Regions from separate parts of the Homo sapiens genome. Here region 2 is linked to region 1. A link is a contact called in ENCODE Hi-C or POLR2A ChIA-PET data. All regions are on one chromosome and are shown on one strand. Each heading gives the region's core, a stretch centred on a gene start or an enhancer-like site at or near the end of the contact. The rest is flanking DNA. Distances are from core to core; before and after follow the strand shown.

The links. A loop is a pair of places that touch in the nucleus more often than their neighbours do. ChIA-PET counts read pairs that join two places held with the same protein, here RNA polymerase II (POLR2A).
Region 2: a map with no recorded cell type shows a loop between it and region 1 (9-fold over the local background). The contact joins two enhancer-like sites. A Hi-C loop is called at or near these places in 1 of 37 single-sample maps with no recorded cell type. POLR2A ChIA-PET finds 5 or more read pairs at or near these places in 1 of 52 experiments (activated T-cell).

What each region holds. Positions count from the first base shown.
Region 1 is chr2:239,520,440-239,524,367 of GRCh38, forward strand. No RefSeq gene overlaps it. Among named protein-coding and RNA genes, the nearest start is that of LINC02991, 56 kb to the right of the region's middle. RefSeq lists an enhancer at 1-127. Within about 2 kb of position 1,637, at least 3 of the 41 ENCODE cell types and tissues checked have a DNase peak (open chromatin) inside an H3K27ac peak, as active enhancers do.
Region 2 is chr2:240,372,708-240,376,635 of GRCh38, forward strand. No RefSeq gene overlaps it. Among named protein-coding and RNA genes, the nearest start is that of GPC1, 61 kb to the right of the region's middle. RefSeq lists enhancers at 1-870, 1,321-1,875. Within about 2 kb of position 1,729, at least 19 of the 41 ENCODE cell types and tissues checked have a DNase peak (open chromatin) inside an H3K27ac peak, as active enhancers do.

The DNA of each region.
Region 1 (3,928 bases), core at 387-2,886:
TGATGCGCGTCTGCACCCCGAGGGCACCATCTAGCCATGCTCTTGCAGGCTGCTCCCACAGCAGCCACGCCTCCTTCCCCTTCCTGCAGATTTGATGGATGTTTTAATCCCAATCTTGAAGCTACTTCAAATAATTTTGGGAATAAAGCAGTCAAATTGGCCTCCATTCCAGGGATAGCACGACTTTGCATTCATTAAACACACTTCACCCCTCACTGGATGGGAGGGATTGGTTTGCTGAGTTGGGTGTGAGGCTCTGTGCCTGATCTCCTCTGGCTGGGCAGCTGGGAAGGGGTGGCCTAGAGCTGCTCTCTCCTCCTGCTGCAGCCACTGGGGACCAGCTGTTCGCATCTCTCTCTGCTCAAGGCACCTTTACGGGCCATGGGGTTGCCACTGAGGAGCGGAGACACAGTTCCTCGTGAGCTGTGGACCATGAAGTGTGGGACGACCAGCCCAGCGCTCTCCTGACAGTGAAAAGGGCACACGGACAGAGTTGTCCCAGGAGAACCAGCAGCAAGACCAGCCTGTGGGGCCCCGCGGACAGCCCATGGGTCCAGGCCTGGGGACGCGTCTTCGGAGGGTGGGGTAGCCCTGAGAAGTACACATGTTTGCTTCAAAGGGCCAACGTGGCTGCCCACCCGCTTGCCCGCCCGCCTGCCCTCTTTTCTTTTCTCAGAGCGTGGAGATTTAACGTTGAGTCCTTTCTTCCCCACCCAGCCCTCAGCAGGGATGTCTGTCCACAGGGACCCTGGAGGGTGTGTTGCGTTGTCCTGGGAGCCAAGGACCAGGTGCCGCGCTGTGGCTTGCCTGCGGGGAGGGAACAGTTGCCTGTCCGGTGCAGAGCTGGTGCGAGGCGTGCAGGGCTTGCTGTGTTTGGGCGGCAGCAGTTACTGAATCAGGCTGGGCCCAGTGTACTCAGGGCTGGCGCCCAGGACATGGCTGTCCCTGCATCTTGGGACCCATTCCCTCTCTTCCTGCGACAGGCCCCTGTGATTCTGGAATCCACCACCTCCCTGCAGCATTTCCCCTCCCCACCTGTCTCTTGGCTCCTGGCCCCTCCCGCCTCCAGCCCCGTGAAGTTGCCGCATGTCACGAGTTCCCAAGATCAGGTTGATGTTGCCCTCCTTCCTAAGTCAGAGGCAAATCCCGTGCCTGGCATGTGGGGCAGATGTGGGCCAAGAAGGTCTGGGTCTGAGAGGTGCAGGTGCATGCCTGCCGCATGGATGAGCAGTAAGGAGTGACTCCCATGCCCTCTCGCTCAGGGTCTCCAGTGATTAGAAGACTTGGGGGCAAGAATGGGTGACCCAGAACATTTCTGAGTTGACCAAAGCATGCTGTCTTGGGGGTTCTCCCGTAATATTTTTCTGCCCACTGAACTTTTCAGAGGGAAACGCTGGCTCACGCTCCTGCTTAGGGAGTTGAGATTCTAGTCTGCCCATGAGAGCTGCCTCAAAGTAAAGCCAGTGGGTTGATTGCTCTCAAAAGTCACAACTGGGCTGTGTAGGAATAAGTACTGGGCCCCTGCACCGCCTCAAACCAGGATACACCCTGGTTGGATAACCTTGCCCCTTTCTGTGGCTGTGTAGAGAGTACATGTCCCTGGCTAGCTGAGGGACGGGGCTGGGGCCAGCGACAGCTCCTAGGAGCATGTGATCATGGGAGGGGCAGTTCACAAAGGGCGGTGTGTGATTTCCCCACAGCAGGACTTATCAGTACCTCTGAGAGGCTAACATACACGGCCGCCCTTGCAGGAGAGGTGGAGCTTGCAGATTTCATGCAGCAGTTTTGCTGTGAAAACATTTGTCAAGAGGCAATTTGTGGACTAGTGCTCCATGGAACCCAGTTTGGCAAAGGCTGCTCCACAGCCCAGTCAGCACACAGCTGCTGCAGAGAAAGCTGAAACCCAACTAGGACAAAGGGCGTGATAAGGAGCATGGCATCCAGCTGCCTTGGGCTGTGACACCAAACCTTGCTTGTCTCGGGGGCCTGTGAGGTCTACCCCTTCCCCAGCCTGCACCCCACTTGTTGCAGCGGCCTCACTGGCTGGTCTTCCAGCTCCTTGAGGTCCCTCCCAGCCATGAGCCACTGTACAGCATCTTCCTGCCTTCCCCGTCTGAGCCCGGTCACCCTAATGTCCTCCATTACGTCTCCTTCCATGATGCATGCTCGTGGAGACCAGGCCCCCAGTGCAGCCCCCATCAAGGTCCACACGAGCTCACTGATGGCTGTGTGATGCACTGTCTGCTCCATGTCTGTCTGCCGCATATACCTGTCAGCTCCTGGAGGCAGGAACCGCATCCCTTGACTCCCTGGCACTGCCTGGGATCTGGGAGAAACCCACAAACATTTGTAAGACACGTGAATGAGTGCCACTGCCTTTGGATGGTGATGTGTGACACATGACACGTCACCACTGGTCACGTGTCAGCATGGGGGCCCACGAGGAGGTGCATCGCATGGCCCACAGCATTGCTGACCACTGACCCAGCCAGTTGGAGTGACCGTGAGTCTAACTGGGCAGGCAACAGAAATGCATCGAGGGTCCCTGTGCCGGGCCTGGGAGCTCCAGCCACTGGCACCTTCGGGGATGCGGCAGACCAGCAGGGCTGGGGGCCACCTTCTCGAATTTGTCTGCTTCTGTGGGCAATTGATTTCAGTGGATCGCTATGGAATGACCCAGACAGCACATAATTCTGTTGTGATGATTTAAACTGTGCAGGGGCAGGAATGGAAAACCCAGGTGTGTTGGGGTCAGCTGATAGGGGCTCTTGAGGCTGACCCAGACCACCCAGGGTGGAACCCGCCAGGGCCACGAGGGTGCAGTGGGGAGGGGTAGGACCTTCCCAAGCTTGCCCTGGTGTGGCTATGAGAGGCATTCGAGATGCATTGAGTGATGATTTGCCCAGCAGCCGCACCCTGAGGTTCTTCATCCCTCATGCCCTAATGGGCCAGGAGAGAAGCCACTTTGCTGTGAGCTGCCATGGTGATAGGGCTTGCTGTAGCCCTGGTCCACCCAAGGCTGGCCATCAAGATGGCCCCCTGTGTTGACACCCTACCAAACTGGCCTTGGGACCGTGGGCATGAGGGATGCCACGTGCTAAGCCCCATGCCCAGCCCTCTGGGGTCTGGAGCAGGAGCCCTGAGCTGACGCCTGGCCCTGCAGCAGGACCCCAGGCCCCCTCCTTCCCCCTCTGAACGGGGAAGATGTTCCTAGAGAGGTCAGGACTGGGGGATCAGTCCTGAAGACAATGCCCAGATGTTTCCTTGGCTTCTGGTTAGAAGGAAGCTGCGGCGCGGAGGAGTAATTTCCACACTGGGTGCTGTGCGGCCAGCTCCTGTGCCCTCCTCCTCACTACCACCCCAGGTGGTGGGTGCAGACGCTGAGTCCTGGGGTGTAGGGATCAAAGGAGCTGCCCAAGGTCGCAGAGCGGGCAGTAGGGGTGCCATGGACATGGTGGTGGTGGGGGAGGGTGTTTCAGCCCTGTCTACCTGATCCCAAACCATTCTTTTCCTTTTCCAGAAGCAGAATGAGGTTGGACCTGTGTTAGGGGCATGGAGGCCAGCCTGGGAAAAGGCTGCGCTGCAGATAACCCCCTGCCCACCCCCAGCCCTGATTGCATCACGCCTCTGACTCAGCCCAGGGTTTATGGCCCAGAAAAAATTAGCTGGTTTCTCCTCCAGCCACATGCAATTAATTTATGCTTAAATTAGCAAGGCTGTTTACTGAGACCTGCAGAATGTCCAAAAACCTTTTTATAGCTGAGAAGGTTTAATATTTTGTAAAATCATGTGATCACAGGGTTTCAAAGTTATTTCATGAAAAGTGTGAGTCAGAAACTCCAAACTTGTTAAACTGGTGAATTCTAAACCTGGTAAGACACTTTCTGTATCTTTTAAGTGTGAGAAACCGGCAACCTACCCCACCCCC
Region 2 (3,928 bases), core at 479-2,978, 850 kb after region 1:
GGAGGGCAGGCCTGTGGTTAGGGGCATGGGTGTGGAGGATGAGCACGGCAAGGAGGGAGCAGGGCTGTGGTGGGGGGAGGGGCATGGGGAAGGACAGGGCACGGAGGGCAGGGCCATGGAGGGTGGGAAGTGGTGGGTGGGCTGTGGAGGTCCCCCCAGGGCCACTCCTGTTGGGGCTGCTGTAAGGAAACCCCATGAACTGCGTGGCTTGTAAACATCAGGAGTTTATTTCTCACAGCCCAGAGGCTGGAGGCCGGAGATCAAGGTGCCAGCCTGGTCGGGGTCTGGGGAGGGCTGTCCTCTGAGTTGTGGATTTCCGACTTCTCATTCCGTCCTTAAAGCGGCAGAAGGAAGGGGAAGGAGCCCTCTGGCCTCTTCTTACAAGGTCACGGGACCCATTCATGACAGCAGCGCCTTTGTGACCGCATCACCGCCCAAAGCCCCACCTCCTAAAACCGTCATATTGGGGTTCGATTTCAACATAAGAATTCGGGAGCTGGGCGTGGTGGCTCACACCTGTCATCCCAGAGCTTTGGGAGGCTGAGGTGGGAGGATCGCTGGAGCCCAGGAGTTTGAGGCTGCAGTGAGCCATGATTATGCCACTGTACTCCAGCCTAGACGACAGAGGGAGACCCTGTCTAAAGAATTTTGGGGCAACACAAACATTCAGTCCATAATACTCCCCATGGACAGGCCACGCTTCTTGCCTCAGCTTGGATCTTCTAGGCCAATGCAGGTCCCAGCCCAGCAGCCTCAGCGGACCGAGTCTCGGGGGCCGGCAGGGGTCTGTACCTGCTTCCCCGGCCCCTTTACCGCCCACCACTCTGCTCAGGTCTCTGGACCTGTGGGCTTTCCAGGCTCCTTAGACCAAAGCCCACCAGCCCGAGCCCAGCATCTGCGCAGGTGCTGTGGGGACCAGGACATGGGTGCTGGGGTGCACGGCCTCTGTGATAATCCGGGACACAGCACTCGGACGGAGCCTGCACTGTTTCTTAAACACACACAAGGTGGCCTGGACACAGATGCTGGAGTGCGCGGCCTCTGTGACAATCCGGGACACAGCACTCAGAGGCTGCACCATTTCTTACACGCACGGGTGGTAGCCCCTTCGATGGACAGTACTCATTCTCAGACTCTGGCTGGGCCCCTGGGGTGCTGGAACCAAGATGAGGAATCAAAAACAAGGGTCTGGGAAGTAGCCCAGGCTGAGGCTCCTAGGAGGGAGGGCGAGAAGTACCCGAGTACTAGGGCTAGCTGGACGTGTTGACCCTGCTTGGCCTCCCCTCCCAAACCCTGGACCTCAGTGAGCCTGGGTACTGGGGCTAGCTGGACGTGCTGACCCTTCCTGGCCTCCCCTCCCAACCCCTGGACCCAGGTGGACTGGGGTACCAGGGCAAGCTGGGCATGCTGACCCTGCCTGGCCTTTCTGGTCTCATTGTGACTCAGGCCTGGGGGTTCCCGAGGCTCCCAGCTTAGAGGCGGACATGGCTGTGAGGCCCTCGCCCTTTCCCACTCAGCAGGGATGAGTTCAGGGATGGCCAGGCCCCAGTGATGTCACCAAGTTGAGCTTCTGAGCTTCTGGTGCCTGTGTGGGAGCTGCAGCCCTCAGGAAGAAGTGTCCTCCCCTCCTCAAGGGACCAGAGAAGGAGGATGGGGAGGAGGCCTGGCCCGAGGTCGTCTGATGCCAGCCTGGGGCCTGGAGCAGCCTGGAGCCAGCATGCGTTCCAAGGGGAATTCCTGGGGAATGATGCAGCCGGCCTCGCTATCACAAGCTGTCATTTGAGGGAGAGCCGCACTCGGAACGCCTCCCAGCCCCAGTGCAGGAATCCATCTGGCAAGTCTGCCCTCGGACACTCACAGGACACTCTTCCAGGATCCCTGGGCCTCGGGGTGGGGCCAGGGTCTCAGGGGAGGAAGTGCCCAGATTCCTGGACGCTGGCCCCGAGGAGGGTCTGGTGGCAGCCACCTCGGTCAGGACGAGGACAGAGCGTCCAGCCCCGTGCCAGCTCAGTGGCCTCAGAATACCACAGCCACGTCCCTCCTGTCCAAGGCCCAGCAGTCCCCGGGACACTCCAAGAGCCATCCACTTTCTAGATTTGGGCTTCCCCTCCTCAGTGACCCCAGCTCCTCCCCAGAGAGCAAACCCTGAAGCAGCTCCTCTGGGGGTCTTTAAGAGGAGAATAGGACTCGTGCTATGCTCGGGGTGGACTGAAATCATGCTCATCACACTAAAGCATACTGCAACATAAAGCCAGGTGTTTGCAAATGAAATGCAAACAGTCACACAGAGCCAGCAAAGCTACCCTTCACCTCACTTGCCGAATGAGGCTGTTCGGCTGAAACTCAGTGTCACCGGGCCCTGAGTCTGCACACTCACGCTCTCAGCTGCTACAGAATGATGACTCGGTTTCCCCACCGCTCTTTGGATTCAAGCTGCTGCAAAGCCCTCCCCAGCCTGGGTGTCGAGAAGTTGCTTGGCCCAGTCGCATGGCACGCCCAGGCAGTGGGGCCCGCAGACAGCGTGGGCACCGTTTACGGATGAATCGACGAGCCCCTCTTCGCCTCCATCCCTACGCGATGCACTTCCCCATTCTCCTGACACCGCATGGGCTGTTTCTGACTTCCAGCTACCAGGAGCAAGGCTGCCATGACCTCCTGTGTGTGTACATCGTGCTGCCGTCACACGTGCCCCGATTTCCGCAGGGTGCCCACGTCCAGGGTAAAGCCGCTGAGTCAGGGAATCTACATCTTCAAGTTGACCAGGCGTTGTTCAGCCAGTTCCCAAAGTCACTTCAGTGACTTCCACTCAGAGTATGAAAGGCCCCATTTCTCTCCAGCCTCATCAACACAGTACTGTCAGCATTTAGCCCCTGCCAACCAGGAGATAGCATGGTGGAGACCCACTGCAGTCCTGATGCGAGTCTCCCTGGTTACCAAGAAGCTGGTCCCTGTGCACACATCTTATAGCCAGTTGGGTCTCCTCTCTGCCAACCACCTGTCCCAGTGCCCTGACTGCTTTTCTGTGCAGTTGCCTGTTGTTTTGTCATTGATTTGCCAGTACTCTTTACATATTTTAGATTCCAAGTCCCGTCAGTTACATATGTTGGAATATTGTTTTTCATTCTGTGACTTGTCTTTTTCAAGGTCTTGGGACTTTTCCTTCCCTAAAACATTTAAGGACCACTTACCAGACATGCTGGCCCATACCTGAGTGTGGAGAGAACAAGGCGTTGGTAACAGCCCGGCCTTTGGGACTCCACCACATGGAACAGAGCAGCCCCCTGGTGCAGCAGGAGGGCTGCTGGGGACATCACTGAGGAGTCACATCTTGGAGCTGGTGTAGCAGGAGGGATGCCACTGGGGGACCTCACCTCGGAGTAGGAGTGCAGCGGGCAGACTGGCTGGAGAGGTTTCGCTGGAGAGCGGTGCCCATAGAGGCATCTCAGGGCCATCCTGGCCTGCGTGAAGCAACATGACGCCCCATCCCTCCATAGAAAGGGCTGTGCCAGCAGCTCCCACTTGGCCTCTGCGTCCAGGAGTGTGAAGGGATGATTTCTCTGCCCCCTTTGAGAGCCTCCATCTTTATTACATGGGCAGAGGGCCTCCTGGGAGGAAGGTACATGTGTCCAGGGCTCCAGAGCACAAGGTCAGTTTAGGAAGTGCTGACTGCAGCCAGGTCCTCACCAGCTCTCCCACACTGGAGCTAACTTGGCAGTGCCAAGAAAGGTCCAGGAAAGTCAGGGCTGGGGACTATGGGCAGTGGCAGCCTGGGGAGCCCCGTTCCATCCCCAGCCTGGGAAGGGAGGGGAAGGCGCCCCACCTGGGACCCCCGTGGGCCTCACTGTCCAAGGTGTGCAGTGAGCGGCCCACCTGAGTGATCAGCCTGCTCAGAGAGCTTCAGGTCAAAACGCTGCCTGCCCCACAGCCC